Linked DNA regions of Homo sapiens: regions 1 and 2 are each linked to region 3. A link is a contact called in ENCODE Hi-C or POLR2A ChIA-PET data. All regions are on one chromosome and are shown on one strand. Each heading gives the region's core, a stretch centred on a gene start or an enhancer-like site at or near the end of the contact. The rest is flanking DNA. Distances are from core to core; before and after follow the strand shown. Region 1 holds the start of DIXDC1 (DIX domain containing 1). Region 2 holds the start of EXPH5 (exophilin 5). Region 3 holds the start of FDX1 (ferredoxin 1).

Evidence for each region. Hi-C counts contacts between places; a loop is a spot of excess contacts on that map. ChIA-PET counts read pairs that join two places held with the same protein, here RNA polymerase II (POLR2A). Pooled maps may share reads with other maps.
Region 1: a map of naive thymus-derived CD4-positive, alpha-beta T cell shows a loop between it and region 3 (6-fold over the local background). The contact joins the promoter of DIXDC1 here to the promoter of FDX1 in region 3. A Hi-C loop is called at or near these places in 3 of 168 maps with a recorded cell type or tissue (CD8-positive, alpha-beta T cell and naive thymus-derived CD4-positive, alpha-beta T cell) and 7 of 50 pooled maps. POLR2A ChIA-PET finds 5 or more read pairs at or near these places in 2 of 52 experiments (both activated CD4-positive, alpha-beta T cell).
Region 2: a loop to region 3 is called in a map of naive thymus-derived CD4-positive, alpha-beta T cell, with 20 times the contacts of the local background. The contact joins the promoter of EXPH5 here to the promoter of FDX1 in region 3. A Hi-C loop is called at or near these places in 1 of 168 maps with a recorded cell type or tissue (naive thymus-derived CD4-positive, alpha-beta T cell), 1 of 37 single-sample maps with no recorded cell type and 5 of 50 pooled maps.

Annotation. Positions count from the first base shown.
Region 1 is chr11:111,935,555-111,939,143 of GRCh38, forward strand. DIXDC1 (DIX domain containing 1) reads left to right here and starts at 1,789. Exons shown (of 20, transcript NM_001037954.4): 1 at 1,789-2,005. The coding sequence starts at 1,946. RefSeq lists a silencer at 1,566-1,665.
Region 2 is chr11:108,592,390-108,595,559 of GRCh38, forward strand. It overlaps EXPH5 (exophilin 5), which reads right to left and starts at 1,379. Exons shown (of 6, transcript NM_015065.3): 1 at 1,029-1,379. The coding sequence starts at 1,147. RefSeq lists silencers at 856-915, 1,196-1,245, 1,266-1,565.
Region 3 is chr11:110,427,905-110,431,334 of GRCh38, forward strand. It overlaps FDX1 (ferredoxin 1), which reads left to right and starts at 2,044. Exons shown (of 4, transcript NM_004109.5): 1 at 2,044-2,401. The coding sequence starts at 2,217. RefSeq lists a silencer at 1,858-2,507 and an enhancer at 2,578-2,857.

The DNA.
Region 1 (3,589 bases), core at 539-3,038, 1.5 Mb after region 3:
GTAGGTACTTTGGTTTTGCATCATTATGCACGTAGATGTATTGCATGCAAGTCTGTGCTGTTGGAAATTTCATGCTTCTCTTTATAAAGGAACTTGTTGAATTGACATGGGTTAGTGACTCTCCGGGGGTGTTACACCACGAAGTGTGGTAGTGTCAAAGGGAGTTCTTGGCAGTTAAATTCCTCAGCTAGATTATGAAGGACAGTGGTCTTTGGACTTGTGGGCTGCTCAGGTTTAGAATGATTTGGTGTCTTAGCTTTTCCCCAGCATTAGCCAGAATTGAACCCACTACATTCAACCAGCAGCTGCCACTCAACACCTGTGCTGGCCCTCTGCCCCCTGCCTGTTGTGGTCAGGGAGATGTGTTCTTTTTCAGAAACATCTTTGTGTTTAGCAGCTTTAGACATTCAGACAAGATATTGCTAGCCTGGCTGCTCTTGGTGGATTTTCTTTTTCTCTAAGGACCTGAAGAGGTCATTAGGTTGAATAAGAGCCATTACTGACTTTTCTGGCTAAGGTACTAATCAGGATTTGAGGAGGAATCTGGGTCTTCCAGAAAATCATAAGTGTAGACTCCTAGATCCTTGAGCTGCCTGTCACTGATTGGCTGCGTCCTTGGACAAGGCCCTGACCTTCTCTGAGCCCTAATGCTCTGTAAACCCTTCCTCTCCATCTGGGATCACGAGGTGGAATGTAAAATGAATGTTTTTTCAGCTTCGAGTTTTCCTATAGAAACAAGAGTTTGCACTGAGTTGCAAATGACTAGTATTCCTAAAAATAAATAATCAAGGCTATGACTTGAATAGCTAGAAACAGCCTAGAATAGCTTTCTGTTTCACTTGAGGAAGCTTTTTACCTCTTTCAAATGCACCAGGACATTTTTGCAGTCTTTATTTTAATTAAAGCCCATTTATTTTAAAACACATTAAAATATGGGTTGTATATTTTAGCAGTTATTTTATAAAGAATGAAATAGGAAAATTTTGGAAAAGGCTTGGTCATCCTTGATGTTTCTGTTGCGATCCTGCGTGATGTTTAGCACTGTTCTATTGAATGTGTTCTGATACCATCAATAACTAAAGTTCTTTTTATCCTCTTTTCCCCCTTTCTTCCTCTGCTCTTTCTCTTTCTTATTTCTTTCCCTTCTGCTTCCTCTTCTTTAGCTTGACCTCACTGTCCAGGGCCCATGTGGAAAAAGGTTGCTGTTTTCGGTTAGTCTGGGGGAAAATCCTATGATTCACTCCCTTTCCCACCCACCTTCTGGTGGGCCGTTTGTGGCCTTAAGTTAGCAGTGTGTGTGTGTGTGTGTGTGTGTGTGTGTGTGTGTTGCGCACCCTCCCCACGGGCACACCCGCCTGCAAGCCTGGTGTGTGTGTGCGCGCGCGCGGCTGCAAGCGCATGCATACGCCAGCCGGGCCGCCTGTTTGTCAACGTGTGTGTGTGTATGTGTGTATGTGTGTATGTGTGTGTGTGTGTGTATGCACACAGCGCGCACATACAGCAGCACGTTTGCCTAAAAGCCGTGTGAGTGTGTGTGTGTGTAGCGCACGCACACACGCCCGTGCTGCGGCCCGGGCGGGGGGGGGGTGTGCGCGTGCGTGCGGGCGTGCAGCGCGCGCCCTCGCCAGCCCGCCTGGCCGTGCGGCTTTCCCGCAGGAAAGCGGGGCTGGGGGCAGCCCGGCAGCGCCGCTCAACCTAGTGCGCGCCCAGTTGTTTCCATAGGAACCGCGACCGCGCCGGGCCCCTCCAGCGGAGGCCCCCGTGCGAGCATGCCCAGTGCAAGCCGCTAGTTTGGCTCCAGTCTAGGTTTCCAGTAAGTGGCATGCGGGACTCCGGAGGGATCCCAATGAGCTGAGCCGAGAGCCTTTGTGTGCAGAGGGAGGAGGAGGAGGCGGCGGCGGCCGCCGGGCTGGAGACCCCGCCCGGGGAGCCCCCAGCAGGAACAATGCTAGCCTGCCTGACCCGAGGGAACTTACTGGACGTCCTGCAGGAGGGCTTCAATGAGGTAACTGTCCTGCTCCTCCCACTCCTCAGCTCCCCTCCCCCAGCGTCTCCCGCCCAGTCTCCGGAAGGGGTCCTCCTCCTCCTCCATCCTTTGGGGACCCCAGAGCAAATCGCCCCCAGAACCCCAAAGGGGCTAAGGTGGTACTTACGGTGCAGATGGGTGAACCAGGAGAAATCAGAAGGGCTGCCTGCCCACAGCTAAGCTGGGCCATGACCTTCCCTGGTAGCTTACCTGAGCCCAAGAGGACAGGACCACAAATTCAGAAATCACCTCCTTCCAGAAGAGGGGGTCTCCATCCTCCCTAGAGCTTCTCTCTCCAAGGAAATCCTCAGGGAATCCCTGGATATTTGGCAAAAGTGCTCATCTATATCAGGAGCTAACCAGCGGAGCCAAGGGAGGGTGGAGTGGTACTGCATTGGTAGAAAGTTTGAGAGGGCAGGGGACTGTAGATGGTCCATGTGAAGTGCCCTCTTCATGTCTGAATCTCTTTCTGAGTGCGGGGCAGTAGATTTCTCTGCAATCAAGGACATGGTTGTCTGAGAGGAGCTACTGAGCGAGAGGGGACCTGGGTCCTGGGTCCAGGGAGCCAGCGCGTGCACCGGTCCATGTGAGAGCAGAGGAACTGGGGCCTCACTCTGACAGGCAAGATGGGCTAGGGCCGACAAGGGGTCATTTCCTCCCCACTTGTTTCTCTTACAATTCTGTTTATTGCATTTGCTTTTCTTGTGACCCAGGAAATTCTGGTTTGGGATGCTTCCCCCTCAAGATTTGCTCCATACGTCTTCGACTGCAGCTAAGCCCTACTCTTGCGGGTTGTCTTAGCCCAGCATCCAGGGAAACCTAGGCTGTTAGTTGTGTCTTTCTTCATTTCTCTCTCGCTCCTTTTCCTTCCATCTCTCTCTTTCTTCTCTCTGTGACTCTCTGAAATTTAAGATTTTTAAAATCAGTTTTTACTCAACATATGAATACATTGTCTTCTTAAATATGAGCATTTGATAGGCAAGACTGAAGTGCCTTTGGCTCCCCCCACCCATTCCAGCCTTTTCTCCAGAAATAACCATTCTCATGAATTCGTGTATAAGATTTTATTTCTCCAGCTGCACTACAGACTCCTTCCTTAATTCCTGTTTCTAATTAAGAAGCTCTGCAGCCTGACCTGCCACAGAACCCTCCCCTGGTCTGGCCCCCGTGCCCTAGCGTTGTTCCTAACACAGAGGAAAACTGCAGAAATGCTGTCCCAACCTAACCGAGTTGGAATTTTCCTTTGGCCAAGGGGTGTCACAACCTTCACTGAAGGGCGGAGCTTGCATCCTGTCTGCACTGCAGGGCACCTCATCTTTGCATCCTTCCTGTCTGAACACACGTAAGGGGATTGTTAACAAAGAGCTGTAGTCTAAGAGTTGAAACACAGAAGAGCCGGGAAGCCTACCTCTGAGTGATTCCAATATTCTGGTTCCTCTTTTCTCACTCTCTGCCTTTGGGCTGCCCCTGGTCTTTAGCTGCGTAAGTCTGACTCATTCACCAACTGTGGCAGAAGCTCTTTTAGTTGTCTTATACCTCCTGCCCCAACTTAACAACAACAAC
Region 2 (3,170 bases), core at 129-2,628, 1.8 Mb before region 3:
ACAGGCAATTCTAGAAAGAATTGGGAACCTGGAACTCGCATTAGCAAGCAGTTGATCATAAAACAAAATGACTTGCTAAATTCCAATCAATGGCACACAGTGTGGTCTGAGAGTGATGTCCTGAATTCCCTTCCACAGTTATCTAGAGAAGGACTTAGATGGATATATTCCAATATTGGCGAGAGAGTCCCTTTAATTCATTCCAGCACTTATCCCACACTTCCCCAGCAGAAAAACTGGTTAATGTACATCCTGGGTAATTATCTGTGTCTCTGGATTTCATTCTTTAGTAACTAATCCCTCACCTACAACAGTGTATAGTAAGGTCAAGGATGAAATTTCTCAGAAACTCGCTCCCCACAGCACCACGCACAAGAAGACCCACCCATTCCAGCCAACCCCGTGTGTCCAAGTCCCATTCGCCCACATAAGCCTCTATTTGACAAATTCCTCGAGCTCCTACCCTTGGGGTGGGGACCTTTCGCCTCCCGTGAGGTGCCGGCTCTCCCGTGCTTCGCTGACTGCCCGCATTGGGTGGGGAGATTCGCCTCTGGTGCCGAGGGAAAACTGCGTTAGGCGAGGGTGGAAGCTCTGTCGGACCCGTGCGAGCACGTGGGTGCGCGCGGGCCGCGGAGTGAGCAGCAGCCAGGATTCCTCTCCAGATCGCGCCCCCGCCGCATTTCATTGCCTGAAACGGCCCACGCCCCGCGATGGCCCAGCAGACACCCGGCACAGCACAGCGTCACTGCGCGGCCCCCGCAGCGCACGGACCCCCCCACCCTGCCCGACCCCAGACCCGCAGCCGAGCCCGTCTGGTATGTGGTGGGTGGAGAGGGTACCAACTAAGCATCCCAAAGTCCTTCAGGGAGCAACTCCGCGCAGTTTTCTCTTCCCGACCCGCAGCCTCCGCAGCAGCCGCTCGGAGCACCCCCGGGCAGGTGCCCCGCGCGAGCTCAGCGCCTTCCCCGCGGATCCCCGGCCCCTGCGGGACCCAGGCCCAGGACAAAAGAAATGAATTTGCTCTGTACCTGATCCTGTCCTTCTCGGCCCTCTGTAACTCCTCATTCCTTTCCAGCACCTGAAGGATCTTCCTGGCCTCTTCGTCATTTAAGAAACTGAAATCAAACGCCGGAGGAACTTTCGTCATTTTCTTTACTGTGTGTGAGTTACACTTAAGCTCCTTGGCGCCTCCTGTTAGGAAGGCATTTTTCAACCTGTACAAGACCAGTTTCACGAACTTGATCCCACAGCCAATAATAAGTCCGCCCCTTTGAAAGTCTAAAACCACAAACCTAGGGAACGCCCACACCTGAAGGGCTCATATTGACAATACCTTAATGACATGTTTCTCTCAACCTGTCCAACCGAGATGCAAAGTGAACGGCTAAAGGGAGAGAGGGAACCAATCCCGTTCCAAGGGGGCGGGCCCTCCCTTGTCCCCTCCCTCGTCCCCTCCCTCGTCTCGTCCCGTCCCTCGTCCCCTCCCTCGTCCCCTCCGGTCACCCTCCCCGCCCCCTATCTGAGTTGTTAAGCAAACAAGCCTACATAATTCTGCCTCTTAAGTGAGGCAAGGCTAAGTGTTGGCGCCAAAGTATTTGCTTTTGCTGTTGCTGTTTGCTCGCAGAACTTGAGCTTGATTAGTAAAGGAGTGAAAAAGGAGATTCATGACTAATCCTCCCTTTCAATAATTAAGAGCCCATAGAAAATAGAATTGCAAGTAGGGTTTGTAACTGGCAAAAGGGTTACTTATCTGAAAGACCAGGAAGAACTAAACTCAATTACACTACTGACTGTGGATGAACCTGGCTGAAGGGCGGAAATTAGTGTATCCTTGGAAACGAATTATTTGCCAAGCCTCTCATCCCACAGACACCCCCACCTCCACTGTCCCACAAAAGTCATTCTTAGACTTTAGAAACAAACAAACAAACAAACAAAACCGTTTATGGTATTTTAGGAGAAGACAGCCCAGAAGCAAAGGACTGTAGAAAACACCTGTTAGAAGTTTTCTGTAAGATTTTATTATCATCTTAATAAACTCAGAGAAGTAATACACATGCCATTTAAAAATACCTAATCCTCTGGTGAAAGCAAATGGTAATCCTATGAAGCCACAGAAATAGCTTTCCTAGAAAGTCAATTGTTCCACAATGCAATGAAGAATAATAGAAACTTATAAAGATATTCACATATATACTTTTTTTTTAATTATCAAGGCTTTTACAGAAAACATGTTTTTATCTTGGCTTCACTTCCTACCCAAAAATAACTCTGTCAGATTGACTTTCCTGCCCCATAGCCTTAATTTGGTCATTTTGAAGATGGTGGTGATGATTACTAACATATAAAATGTACTTCTACATATATCATTTCTTTTCATGGCACATAAACCCAATTAAAATTTTGTATCTGTACAAGAACATGATATCAAAAATTGCCACTTGTGTTTTGTTCTCTGGGCTACCCCATTTGATCATCATTATTTAAAACATGCCTAGGCAGCTAGCCATTCAGATAACTTTCTGTGGGTGTCTGTTATTTGTGTGAACCAGGAACCAATTTTGTTCACCCATGGTGTACACAATACAGAACTCCTTTATAAATAGTGTCTGTATTAATGATCCTGTTTTGGGAGTATGTCTTGTATATGGTGTCCAGTTTTTCTAGTGTGTTCATTTATTCAGCATACACATGGGACTTTTCAATATGGTCACTGGTGGGATTTTACACTGTTTCCAGTATATCAGTGAACTGATTTCAACCAACGTATCCTGGTGCCTATTACATGAAGGCATCACACACTGTGAACAACACAGTCCTTGTCTTTAGAAAGTTTGTAATCCAGTGGGAGAGATACACAAATAGAAAGATGACTATGTAAAAAAGAACATAATAGAGGAATAAAGAAAATTCCATGAGCACACAGAAAAGTTAGTGCCAACTGAGTGGATGGAGAGAGGATACGGTATTTAGGTTGCTGCATGAAGAGTCAGATTTCAAGAGGAAGAAATAGGGGGTGGTGGGAGGAGATGTGTGAGTCTATTCTAGGCAAGGGGATCAGCGTGCTGAATAGCAGAAGTACAGTCTAGGAATCTTCTCATATTCCCTCAACCTCTTTAATGGCCAGACTGAACAAAAGCTTGGAAGCTAGAAAACACTGGAGCATGTTC
Region 3 (3,430 bases), core at 794-3,293:
ATAAACAGAATAAGACAAAAGTCTTCAAACAATGAATGGATTTTGAAAGGAGTAAAAGATGGGCTGGGCATGGTGGCTCATGCCTGTAGTCCCGGCACTTTGGAAGGCTGAGGTGGGCAGATTGCTTGAGCTCAGGAGTTCCAGACTAGCCTGGGCAACATGGCAAAACCCCATCTCTAAGGAAAAAAAGAAAAAAAAAGGGATGGAGGGGTGGGAGTTTTATAGACAAAGAAATACATAAGCAAACAGATAAGCAAAAGCACGTCCTCAGTAATTCCATGTTGCTTTATCTGTATTCATGATCATGTTTACAAATCCATTCTGGAATTCTGCTGACTACTGATATTTGCAATTTTTGGCATTACTTCTCATCCACCTTAGAAAACCTGGAGAACATTTTTTCTATCTTTAATCTTCATATACATGCTTAATGAATTCTGATGATTATTAATGGAAATTTCATAACATCAATTTATTCACCAATATTTATTAGACCCTTGATATGTTCAAGACCCTGTAGCTGGTGCTGTCGGAGTCACTAAGATGAACTATATAAATAACTACTCTATGTGTACGAATAACTACCCTACAAAGCAGAAAGCTATCAAGTGCCTTAAGGGAGTTGAAACTGTATTTGCTACAGGAGGGCTGAGAGAAGACAGAACATCTACGATTTTTTTTCTTTTCAATTCTCTTCCTACAACTAATTCATCCGACCTTGGAAGTTTGGTCTTACTAAAAACAAAAGTTAGCTGTTCTTTTACAACCTCCTCTTCAAGATTACTTGTCAGGGTTTGCTGTGCCCTTCGCAGCTTGAAAGACTTTCTCTTCATCCAACGATTTGAGGCAATTAGGAGCCACTGCCTTCTCTCTGCCATTGGGTTCCAGAAAGCACCATACATTGTCCGCAGATACTTTACTCATGCTTACACTTTCTTGTTCTGAATCTTCAAAAATTAGTGGCGTGTGGTGGCACACGCCTGTAGTCCTAGCTACTCGGGAGGCTGAGGCAGGAGAATCACTTGAACCTGGGAGGCGGAGGTTGCAGTGAGCCGAGATTTCGCCACTGCACTACAGCCTGGGCAGAATAGAGAGACCCCATGTCAAAAAAAGAAAAAAAAAGTATCTGATTGTGTTTAGCATATCTGCAATATCCCCTTGACTTTGGCCTTTAGCCTCTTTATGAGTACCCTGATGGAGGAAGGCCCAGGAAGCGGTAGCCTTCCTGGTTTGTGACGCACGGTGTGCATTGCGTATTAGATTAACATCAGAATGGCCCTGAAGGCTGGAACATCTTATCTGTGTTTGAGAGTTATGGAAACTCTGATCCTCCATGAGAATAATTTTTCCAAGGTCTCAGATCTCTAAAGCAGTAGATCTTGGATCTGAACATTGCTATTTCTGACCTTAAAGCCCATGCATTTCCCACAACATATGAACCATGATAAGGTGTATTTTAAAGTTCATCTTTTCTGTTTTTTGTGAAAGTCTTTTAGAGATCTCAGCTCATCACAAAGTTTCCGGTTCAGTCTCGTGGGTTTCATGTACTCAGCCAGCATTTACTTGCCAGTCAAGGTCTAGGATGGCTACCTGTCCTCTGCAGGAGCCCCAAGCCTATTCATTAATTTCATTTACAATTTTATAGTCATAATTATTTCTTTGTATAATAGCATTCTGAGATTTTCCAAAATTTCCCACTGTTTTTGTTTTACAGTGGGCAGAATTCACTTTGCTCTAACTTGACTCCAAGATGACACAATTTCCCAGTTTTTTTTTTAACGGCTAGGGGATGGGGGTATGCGGAACAGAACACAGTGGTCTAGCTAACCGATTTCCGCTAGACGTCCAGCTATCTTTCAAAATATTTTGTTTCTGCACGGCAACTTCAGCCGCTAAAAAAGCATCCAGCTTACAACGGAACCTGGAGGGTTGGTAAAGGCCCCCTGCGCTGGCCCCGCCCCATGGGACCGGGCGGCGTGGGCGTGAGAGGCGGGGCGGGGCCGCGCTCTGCTTGCCAATGTCTTTATAGGTCACCCGGAAGGCACGCGGAACCTCGGCGCGGTGCTTCCAGCAGGGTCTCTCCGCCACTCCAGCCCCGCGCCCCTCGCCGCGGCCCTCGGGCGTCTGCGCCGCAGCTGCCGCCCCCGCCTCTTTGGAGTCTCTCGCGGCCTCAAAGCGCGGCCTGCGTCGCTTCCGGCAGTTCCCGACCGCGGGCGATGGCTGCCGCTGGGGGCGCCCGGCTGCTGCGCGCCGCTTCTGCTGTCCTCGGCGGCCCGGCCGGCCGGTGGCTGCACCACGCTGGGTCCCGCGCTGGATCCAGCGGCCTGCTGAGGAACCGGGGGCCGGGCGGGAGCGCGGAGGCGAGCCGGTCGCTGAGCGTGTCGGCGCGGGCCCGGAGCAGGTAGGGCGCCGTGCGGGCGCGATCGCCGGCGCGGGCCGGGGTCCCCGGTGGGTGGCGCCTGGCTCTCTGGGCCGAGTCTCTGGTTCCAGTGCCTTCTGCGCGCCGGGCCCACACCCCGGAGGCCTGCCTCTCGCCCCCCTCTTCTGGGGTGCTCTCGCGGCTCCGTCTCGCTGCTCGGTGGCGTCGCTGCCTCCCTTCCGTCGCACCGCAGAGTTCCTTTCCGCATCACCCACTCCCGGCGGGAATCGGGGACCCTGGACGCCCAGCTCCCTTTCCCAGCGCTTCCCGTGCCCTGAGGAAAGCCGGGACTTTGCTGCTGCTTGTTCTCCGTGTGATTTGTCTGGGATCTGACCTTTGCTCTGCCCGAAACTGGCAGTGACCTTCGCGACAGGCTTCCCTCCTGCTGTCCTGGCCTGACACACCTGCCAGCTGTTTTTTTCAGGGCCTTGCCCTGCTTTGAGAGGACACCCAGGTCCCAGGTCTTTGTCAGGGGGTGTCCAGGTAGAATACACCCAGCCCATACCCTCTGCTGCCCTGTAGGCCCTTTGCTAGTTGCTCAAGTGTTGAAAGCCCCTGCGTTGAAGTAATCTGCCGGGACTTGAAACTTGGCTTTGGCACTGATTGTCTGACGTGCCTAACTTGGTCAGTCCTTAGGAACCCAGTTTCTCCATTTGCAAGTTGGATATAATAACAGTGTAGACCTCCTATGGTTAATTGAAGAATCAATGAGTTAATACAGCGATACAGGTAGTCTTGTGCCTAGCACGTAATGAGGGCTCAGTAGATGCCACTTGGTAGCAGCAGCAGCAGCAGCAGCAGCAGCAGCAGCAGCTTCTTAGGTTCACAATGTTAAGAGAGTTTTGTATTAAATATTGAAAGAAATGTGACAATTTATCCCAAATGTGTTGAAGTTTTAGGTTCTTGGGCATATTTGTTTTTCAAAGACACTCCTTAGATATACTAGAGATACAATTTACACATAATTTTTACCAACATGGTGGCGATTTATATAATGCAGATCTCTCGACA